Regions from separate parts of the Mus musculus genome. Here region 1 is linked to region 2. A link is a contact called in ENCODE Hi-C or POLR2A ChIA-PET data. All regions are on one chromosome and are shown on one strand. The core of a region is the stretch at or near the end of the contact, and the rest is flanking DNA. Distances in the headings are between cores, read along the strand shown. Region 1 overlaps Tet1 (tet methylcytosine dioxygenase 1). Region 2 holds the start of Ccar1 (cell division cycle and apoptosis regulator 1).

What was found. A loop is a pair of places that touch in the nucleus more often than their neighbours do. ChIA-PET counts read pairs that join two places held with the same protein, here RNA polymerase II (POLR2A).
Region 1: POLR2A ChIA-PET joins it to region 2 with 16 read pairs in embryonic stem cell. The contact joins the enhancer-like site here to the promoter of Ccar1 in region 2. A Hi-C loop is called at or near these places in 2 of 37 maps with a recorded cell type or tissue (both gastrocnemius). POLR2A ChIA-PET finds 5 or more read pairs at or near these places in 3 of 5 experiments (Patski and embryonic stem cell).

The regions. Positions count from the first base shown.
Region 1 is chr10:62,842,392-62,847,339 of GRCm38, forward strand. All of the region lies in intron 3 of Tet1 (tet methylcytosine dioxygenase 1), which reads right to left. Among named protein-coding and RNA genes, the nearest start is that of Gm51805, 21 kb to the right of the region's middle. Within about 2 kb of position 1,485, at least 1 of the 3 ENCODE cell types and tissues checked has a DNase peak (open chromatin) inside an H3K27ac peak, as active enhancers do.
Region 2 is chr10:62,788,773-62,793,806 of GRCm38, forward strand. It overlaps Ccar1 (cell division cycle and apoptosis regulator 1), which reads right to left and starts at 3,596. Exons shown (of 25, transcript NM_026201.3): 1 at 3,444-3,596; 2 at 2,149-2,270. The coding sequence starts at 2,221.

The DNA of each region.
Region 1 (4,948 bases), core at 235-2,734, 52 kb after region 2:
GCGCTCCCCATGCAAACCCTAGTTCTTCCATGGCTCAGCAAACCTAGTGACCATCAAATCTGGTGGCTCCAGCACATCTGGACCTGCAATGAGTCACCTTGAAGATCTCAGGAGTCTCGACTACAGACTCTTTTTTTAAAAAGATTATTTATTTATTTATTATAAGTACACTGTAGCTGTCTTCAGACACACCAGAAGAGGGAGTCAGATCTTGTTACAGATGGTTGTGAGCCACCATGTGGTTGCTGGGATTTGAACTCAGGACCTTCAGAAGAGCAGTTAGTGCTCTTAACCACCGAGCCATCTCACCATCCCCCAGACTCTTCTTTTTTATTCTAATGTTTACTTCTTACCTACCCAACGCAAATCCTTTTTTTTTTTTTTAGCTTGGTGATGTAAGACTTTACAAGAGGGATTAAAATCCTTCGAACATACACTATTTGAGGATTGCCTCTAAAGGTATAAAAACAAAGCAACCCTCTGAAACCATGAGTGCTCTCTAAGGCTAAGCTATCACAGCTTTGTTAGAGGATGCTTACACCCTCCACCCCCAAAAACAAATTACTCCTGAGCACTCAGATCTGTATCAACTGACTTCCCTCTTCATGCAAATTTCTTTAAACCAAGAATGGTGGCACACTGCAGTAACCCTAGCACTCTGGAAGGAGGCAGGAGGGCCATCCCTGAGAGTTCAAACTAGCCTGGGCTCCATACATAGTTTCTAGGCATTCCTCAAGACTTTGATCAAGTTTTTAAGAATAAGGGGGAGTTCATCTCTCTGCTGATACCAATGGAAATTCTCAACCACTGTAAAATGGGTACCACACAAACCAGTTATATATAAGACCTATGCATTCAATGGAACCTAGTGCCCTCAAGATGGCTTGCCTGCCAGGCAGAGCTGCTTGCTGAGAGAGCCTGGCTTTGCCAAGACACAAGTACATAACCAAATGTGATAAAAACAGGAGAGGAAGACTAAACCAAGAGAGATGCCTGCACATCACCCATGCTTCCTGTGGCTCGGTCATCAGCCTGGTGCTACTGCTCAGCAGAGGAGTCCAGAAAACATGGTTCTTATCATCCTTAACCCTGAAAGACTGACTGTATCAGGATGCGCTGAGTCTCACTGAGTCGATTATGGATGCCTGGAACTTAAACACAATAACAACTTAAACAAGTGTTGAAGTATGTACCTATGAAACTGTATATGAATCTCTTATATTGGAAACACTTCACTGAAGGCCATATCAACATGCGAGACATGATCCGTCTTTAGGCCGAGGTGGCCTCAAAGTCCTGGGAACCCAGCCGCCTCCTCCCTCTGATTGCTGGTCTCACAGGCTCATGAGGGCATTCTGAACACAACAATCAATAACTGTAAAAACGTAGCCCTACTCAAGAAGGCAACTCCCAGTCACACCTACCCGGGCGCACACAGCCAACAATGGGAGCAGAAGTCAAAGCCCAGTCTGAGCTAGAGCAGGCCAGGGATACCTAATTCAACTCTGCTAGCTCCATAAATCACAGTTTATATTTAGATGCTGAAGGCTCAGGATGCTTGCCAGGCTGCCCCACCTCCCCCTCCCGCCCAAGGCTGTATTATGTGGCCCAATGCTGACACTAGAGTGGAGTCAGGTGACCAGACTATTTATTTATTTTACTTTCCAGAGCTGGGAGGGAACCCTGGGTTTCCACCACTAAGAAACACATTCCAAACCGTATCTTCCTTTTAAATGTAGCTTGAGCGGTACTCAGAATTCCAGGATTTTGTCAACTGACAAGTCTTGTCCTCACACTCCCCCCATGGCATTCCCGTTCCTTGAAATTCCACCCTGAAAGTCATCGAGTAACTGGTGCAGGAGCCTGACGTACAAGGAACCTGAAAGGTTTGCTTTTTCCTTGTACTTCCTCTACAGTAGAGTACAGCCAGTTCTACCAATGCTCCCTTAAAGGAGCTACTGGGGCCCTTCTCACTCCTGCTTTCTAAGAACAGAAGCTCCACAAAATATTCACGCACAAGCCCTGGGTCAGAGTGTTGCTGAATCACCAACAGAAAAACAAAAACAAAACAAAATAAAAAACAAACTAACAACAACAACAACAACAAAAAACCAACAGTGTTTTCTGAAGCTCCAAACTTCCCCTTGGTCCTTCGTACAGGCAGTATGTTCAAGTCTTTTCAGAGTTGAGAGGACTGAGGTAAATCCCTGTCAAGCCAACAGAATGCAGACTGAGGCAGTAGGATTACCAGGAGCTTAAGGCGTGCCCAAGATATATAATAAGATCATGACACAAAAATTCAAAGCAAAACACAATAAACCCTTAGGGCACAACATTGTGATCCCTCACTGCAGAGACAAAGAGAAGAGGATAGTTACAAGCCCGAGGATAGCCTGGTCTCCATAGGCAATTCCAGACCAGCGAGGGATTTTCAACCTGACTATGCCTCAAAGACCAAAGACAAAAGGCACAGAGTTACAGAGGCCCACAGAAACACCTGTAATTAATTTAAATCACATTCTAAATCAGTGCATTCAATTATGATTTCAATATGTAATCAATTTTTTAAAAACTATCAGATTTTAGCTGAGAATCGACTCAGTTAACTCTGCGCACGAATGAGGACTCTGGTGAACTGCTAACCTGATAAGTTTTCTTGAGGGCAAAATAAGCCAATTAAAGTCAAATTAAAGTATAAAGGCAGCTTTACTGGGGACAGCTCTCAGATGTGTTCACCGGTCCCAAATGGGGGAAAGCCCAGGACCTAGGCTGGAAAATTCAGGGTAAAGGACGGGATATGCCAGCCATACCCTGTAACAGGTAGGGGCTGAGGCATGCTGGGAGAACCTAGAGGCCAGGTGCTCTTTGGTTAGACAGGCTCCTCGGCTGCTTGTCCCAGGTCTGCAATCCAACATTGACCTCCAGAATGTGCGCGCCTTCAAATACTGGGACTGTGACCATGTGTCACTTTATGTTAACTCTGGGGGTCAAACAGGGCCTTGTGGGTGCTAGACATGCACTCTACGTACGACGGGAGCTTCATTCACCCCAAGAAACCTGAAGCCTGTGAGGTTCACAGTGTAACTTATACCTTGAGAGCACTCACACCCAATGCTAAACTTTCAGTATTTAATGTAAGACATAGACAGGGCGTGGTGGCCCACACCTGCAGTCAGAGGCAGGAAAGCAGTTCAAGATGACCCCCTACTGCTCAGGAAGTTCTAGTTTAACCCGAACTACATACATCCTGCAGGTGACTATATCCAAGTCTAGTGACCCAAGTTCCATTCCTGTGACAAATGTTGCAGAGAACTGAATCCATGAATTGACCTCTGACCTCCACATATCTCCTGTGTCATATTTGTAGTTTTGTTTATGTTGTCCTTGATAAATTTAAACCTAGCATCAAGCCAGGCATAATGGTGCAGGCCTTGAATCCCAGCACTCAGGAGGCAGAGTCAGATGAATCTACACCACGAGTTCAAGGACAGCCAGGGTTACATTGTGAGACCCTGTCTTCAAACACAAAGAACAAAGACCCAAGTAAAGAAGCTGGGCATATGCCTTTAATCCCAGCATTAGGGAGACTGGGGCAGGTGGAACTGTGAGTTTGAGGCCAGCCTGCTCTACAAAAATGAGTCCAGGACAGCCAGGGCTAAAAGGGACAAAACAAAGTCAGAGTAAACAAATCTCAAAAACAAATTGAAAAGTTTTTTTTTTGTTTTTATTAAATAATATAATGTATGGCGTATTGGTCTTGACTCTCTTGTCACTCTACCCAGATGGTCCAAAATTACAGGGACCATCTACCACCGTCACTCACTTTTCCCCGTCTCCCACTGCCCGGTCCCTTTCCACGGTGCAGGTTCTACATCCTCGGGCATGTCTACCGATTCAGATAGCAGAGAAACTTCCTCCCGACCTGCAGCCCCACCGATGAATACAAAGGACAAAGGCAAGGAAGAAAGGATGACCACAGGACCACTCCTCGGATGTCTAGTGCTCACCCAGATGCTGTGTTCACAGGCACTACTCAAACTTCTGGACGACACATGATGCTGGGAGTGCAGGGGCAAACTGCCGCATCTGGCATTATTTGGATGAGATAGCAACACACACCATCTTTATAAGACCTATAAATATGGGCTGGAGAGCCTTCTCAGCAGTTAAGAGAACTGCTCTTCCAGAGAACCCAGGTTTGATTCCCAGCATCTACATGCTGGCTCACAATGTGATACAGACATGCATGGAAGCAAAATGCCCATACACATGTAATATACCTCACGGATAAATATGCACAGTATGTTTTAAGGATGGGATGGGGTAGCCAGGCATGGTGGCGCACACCTTTAATCCCAGCACTTGGGAGGCAGAGGCAGGCAGATTTCTGAGTTCGAGGCCAGCCTGGTCTACAGAGTGAGTTCCAGGACAGCCAGGGCTATACAGAGAAACCCTGTCTTGAAAAACCAAAAAAAAAAAAAAAAAAAAAAAAAAGGATGGGATGGGGGTGATATGTGTCTTAACACATGGACCACATGGACCTCATGCCTTGATTTGTATAATTACTACACATAATTACCCTAAAATGTCTTTGTAAAACAATGTCAGTTTAATTACAGGAACATAAAGAAAATATATTCTTTAGCGTTATGCTCTGAATCACTTAAGTTTGAGAACAGCTTGGGCCGCAAGTGAAGCGGGGTTGGCAGTGTGGAGGAGAGGAGAGGCAGTTAGGAATGTAGCCCACTTGGTGGAGCGATTGCATGCCTAATGTGCTCGATAGCCTGGATTCAATCCCCATAAACCACAGGTGTTCCTTGGCCTATGCCTGTAATCTCAGCCCTGGGGAGGAGGGGGCAGGATGACCATCAGGAACGGTTGGGAGAGGTCCTCAGCAGCCTGGGCTCTGTGACAAATCAAAACAGGATTGTGAGTTGCCTTAATTCTC
Region 2 (5,034 bases), core at 2,346-4,845:
CTCACACATATGCACAGAAACACACAAATGTTTCAAAGCAAACAAAAAGCTAAGAAACTGAAAATTCTAGCATGTAAAAAGCCCTGGAAAAAAAAAAAAAAAGCAAAAACAAAACAAAAACTCCACCACAAGTAACAAATAACTTTTCACTTATTTATTTTTGGATTTCTGCCTCTGGAAAATTGCAGTAATTTTTTTTTGACTTAAACTAACGGTAAGTGTTCCTTTGATGCTTACAGCTATTTTTTTTTTCCATAGACTAATAGTAATTGGATTTTGTTTGTTTTTCAGGATCTCACTTTTTAACCCTGGCTGTCCTGAAACTTGCTATGTAGACCAAGCTGGCCTGACCCGACACTCAGAAATCCACCTCCTAAATGTTCTGGGGTTAAAGGAATGAACCACCAAGACCAGACACACAAAGGGGGTGGGTGGGGTCACAGTGCAGCACTTTCAGTCAAGGGTGGCCTGAAACTCACTAAAGTTTGACTTGAACTTCTGATCCTCCTGCCTCTACCATAGGAGTGCTTGATTTCAGGAATACAGTACACCCGGTTTGAGGTGCTAGAAATCAAATCAAAGGGTTTGTGGGTTCTGTGCAAGCACTTTACTGCCAAACATGTCTTAAAAGATCCCTGGCATTAAATTCTTAAAGAGTCAGTATTTCTACATTAAACACAAACAAATGAAACCATAAATGTACCAGTAATCTTACTCAATGGGGGTAAAAGCACCTGCCATACAAGTCTGACAACCTGGGTTCAATCCCCAGAACCCATCGTGAAAGAACCAACTACCAAAAGTTGTCCACTAACCTCCACACACGAATACCTGCTCTGATATACACATCACACACAGAACAATGCTAAGGGCTCAGCCAGGAGGATCACTGGGTAAATGTGCTTGCCATCAAGGCTGGCAAACTCAATTCAATTCACAAGACCTACCCTACATGAACGAAAACAAACGTCTGCCACTTGTCTCTGACTTTAATCCTCTTTCTCCCACCCCCTCTCTCTCAAACTCATACTCCAGAGGAGCATGAAAATGTAATTTTAAAAAATACAAATAATTAGGGGAGAGGCATCTAGATAAGATCTATGTAATCCTGGCTATCATGGAACTCATTATTTAGACCAGGCTGGCCTTAAACTCAGAGATCCTGCCTGTGCCTCCCAAGTGTTAAAATTAAAGGCATGTCGACTATGACCAGGAAAAAAAAGAAAAGAAGAAAGATAAATCAGGTATATTTACTTTAAAATACTTTGGCTTTTTTGTTTTTGCTGTTTAAGTTTTAAAGCAGGTTGGTTTTTTGATTTTTGTTGTTTTGAGAAGTATGCCACCATACCTGGCCTAAAAATGTATCTTCTTAAAACTGAAAACATGGGAAACAAGATATATTCTACTTGAAGCTCAGTACAATTAAATCCCCAGCACCACAAAGGAAGGGAGGAAGCTAGGGAAGGAGGATTCTCTCTAATAAATTAGTGTTCTATAAAACATAATTAAACCAACTTTAATTATGGGCATGGTGGCACACACCTTTAGTCCCAGCATTTGGGAGGCAGAGGCAAGCAGATCTGAGTTCAAGGCCAGCCTGGTCAAAATAGTGAGTTCCATGACAGCCAAGACTACTGGCTACACAGACAAACCTAACTGAAACCCAAAAACCCAGAGGAAAAAAGATAAACTTAAGGCATTTGAAAACTATAAGCTGGGTGTGGTTGCTCATGCCAAAGGACTGCTGCTAATAAAGACTGTATATCAAAGGCCAAACACAAATGGTAAAGTGTAGTGGAAGACTTAAATGGCAAAACCCCTTAGTAAACTAAAAAAAAATTAGACACAAATAACAAAACAAAAACAAAGAGCCGGGCGTGGTGGCACACCCCTTTAATCCCAGCACTTGGGAGGCAGAGGCAGGAGGATTTCTGAGTTCGAGGCCAACCTGGTCTACAAAGTGAGTTCCAGGGCAGCCAGGGCTACACAGAGAAACCCTGTCTTGAAAAACCAAAAAAAAAAAAAAAAAAAAAAGTGTTCAAATTGCTGGATAAGTGGGGTTTTGTTTTTGTTCCTGAGTTAATTTTCAAAAGTATCTTAAAAACTAAAGGGTATATCATTTCCAGTCCAAGGGTTCAGTTGCCTGACCTGGTTGTGAGACCGCAGTGGCTGTAAACTGAGTAGCCCATGGTGGATTCTTCTGTCCTCCAAACTGAGCCATGATGCAAGGGGGGGAAAACTTTCACTTGTTTCCCTTCTATAGCAGATACCTATAAAGGATATAGGAAAAGGCTAGTTTAGAGAAATCATTGATATATTAAAGACACGTTCCAAACAAGAACCAACCGAAGTGTGCAACAGAACATTTGAAATAAAACGCACAACCAGCCTATCAACAGATCACTTGTGCATACTCTATTTAAAAGATATCCTTGGGGCTGACTTAAAGGAACTTCCTTCAGTAACTACAAGGTCATTTCCTAAAAAGGTCTGCCCGAGCTTAGTGGCAAAGCCTTTAATCCCCTCCCAACCCATCCCTCCAGAGGCAGAGTCAGGCGGATCTCTATAAACTCCAGGCCAGCATGATTTATATGACATTACAAACCAGCTAGGGCTAGATACAGAGCCTCTCTCTCTGGGGACAAACGAACTTATAGACGCAGCAAGTACAGCCTGCGTGTTTCTTTGGGCGATGGTCTGAGGTCCTGCAGTGGGGTTAAATCAATAACGGAAACTGCGTCGAGACCCCCCCTCCCCCATAAAGGTATTGGCAGATACCATCTCAATAACGAACATTACTTTAAGGGCTAGGAAGTCACTATGGCCTTTGTCACCCTAGTCTCCACTCCGGGAGTGGGGAGGCAGTTGGGAGGACGCGCGGCTCCAAAAGAACCACTGCGAAGACCCCGGCTCAAAAACCCAAGAGAAAAGGAAAAGATGGGCCTGGCATCCCGGGGTGAGGACACTCATCTTCCTCCCACGCGCCGGCCGTGAAAGATGGAAGGCAGCGCCCCAGGCCGCGGCCACTGGGGCCCGCGGGTCGTCGCAGTCCCCGAGGTCCCCGGGCCGGTCTGAGAGAACCTCCAAGCGCTGGAAACGCTCGCCGCCGCCGCCCGGGGCCGGGTCTCAGCGGCGGGGCAGCGCGGGCCGGAGGACGCACGGCCTCCGGCCTGGCCCGGCCCAGTCGAAGGGGCGCAGGCCGCACCTGAGGGGCCTGGAGCCGCTGCGCTGGGGGCAGGGCGCGGCGCGTGGGGCCTACTCCGACCCGCACAAAAGGGACCGCGTCCCTCGCCCGCCGGCCCCGCGGCGTCCGCCATCACACACCCACCCGCCACCGCCACATCACTCGCTCCCTACCCCTCCGCTGACCGGCTGCCAACGAACGGAAGCAACCCGCCGCGGCCTCCCACCGCGCCACACCAAAACACTGACCAGACCTTCACCTGAGTCTGGCCCGGGTTAACCGAGAAGCCATTTCAAACCCGTCAAGCTCAGGCGCATGCGCAGACTGCTTTCCCCTCCAACCCCCCTGCCTACGCCGCACCGCCTCCCGGTTCCGAGAGGAACGGGCGCGTGCGCGAAAAAAGTTCGGCGTGCGCGCTCCCCGCGAGTGCGTTCACTGGGGAGCGAGAGCGAGCCTCAGCCGGGTTACCTTGACTTCGCTGAACAATGAGCTGGCTGTCGCTCGCCTGCTCTGAGGCCAACGCTGTCCTTCCCTGGGAGAGAGAGGGAGAGCGAGCGGCAGTCACGTGGTCCGGCCGGTGTCGCCGCCGCCATCTTGTGGTCCCTCTATTCTTGTTTGGAACATGTTTGGAAGAATAAGCCTGTAAGAACTTCGTTGTTAGCGGGCAGTGGTGGCGCACGCCTTTAATCCCAGCACTCGAGAGGCAGAGGCAGGCGGATTTCTGAGTTCGAGGCCAGCCTGGTCTACAGAGTGAGTTCCAAAACAGTCAGGGTTATACAGACATATCCTGTCTCGAAGAACAAAAAAAAAAAATTTTTTTTTGTTTACATTCTTTTCATTTTTAGAGGGTTTTGCCTCCATGATTTATGCGCACAGGTGTGGGCTTGGTGCCCCTGGAGCTGAGAAGACGACAGATCCCCCGAAACTAGAGTTCCTGACCGGTGTGAACCACCCCGTGGGTGCTGATAATCAATCCCAGGTCCTGAGAACAGAGATTAGTGCTTTTAACCGCAGTGCCATCTCCTCGGGATTAAGGCTGGAATGTGTAAAAGCGAACAACTGAGTGGATTTTAATACACTGAGTGCAGGCCATCATCACCCCTAGTATTTGAAGACCCTACTGAAAAGAAACAGCTGGAGGATTTGGGGGGCGAGAGGGAGTGGAAAGGTTGGGGGATGGGGGAAGTGCACACCTCTAATCCCAGCGCTCAAGAGGCAGAGGCAGACACAGCCAGGGCAACACAGATAAACCCTGTCTCAAAAAATGAAAGACAGAGCTATTATTAAGTCATTTTCTAATTTTGTCCTACACCTGCTGGTGACATCTAGTCAAATTCTCAACATGAAATAGCTTATGCTAGGAATCCCACATAAGATTAGCTGAGCCAAGCATGATCAGGTGGTGACCTGTAATCTAACACTTGGGAGGGAGGGGAAGGGAGGATCAGGAGTTCAAGGCCAGCCTGGACTGTGTAACACCTTATCTCATCAAACCCAATAGGATAAAATATATAGCTTTTTCTGTGGTTCCTTGTATTTTTTCCCTTAAATTTTATGAACACAGGATCACATAGGTACACGTTCTTTAATATTTTTCAAACCACAAGGGTCCTTTCTCCCACTTAAGTAAAACTTACAGAAGTTGGGTAAAATGTAACTCCTTTGTCCTTACTAATTCTGTCCTGACCTTCAAACTATTAGAATATAGTCATCACACTATAGTAATTTGTAAAAATTCAAAACAGCGTGTGCCAGGTGGCCCAGCAATAAGAGGGACAAAGTGAGAAAACTTAAATCTGAGATACCTTATCAAAAAAAGTTCTGGGGGCTGGAGAAATGGCTCAGCGGTT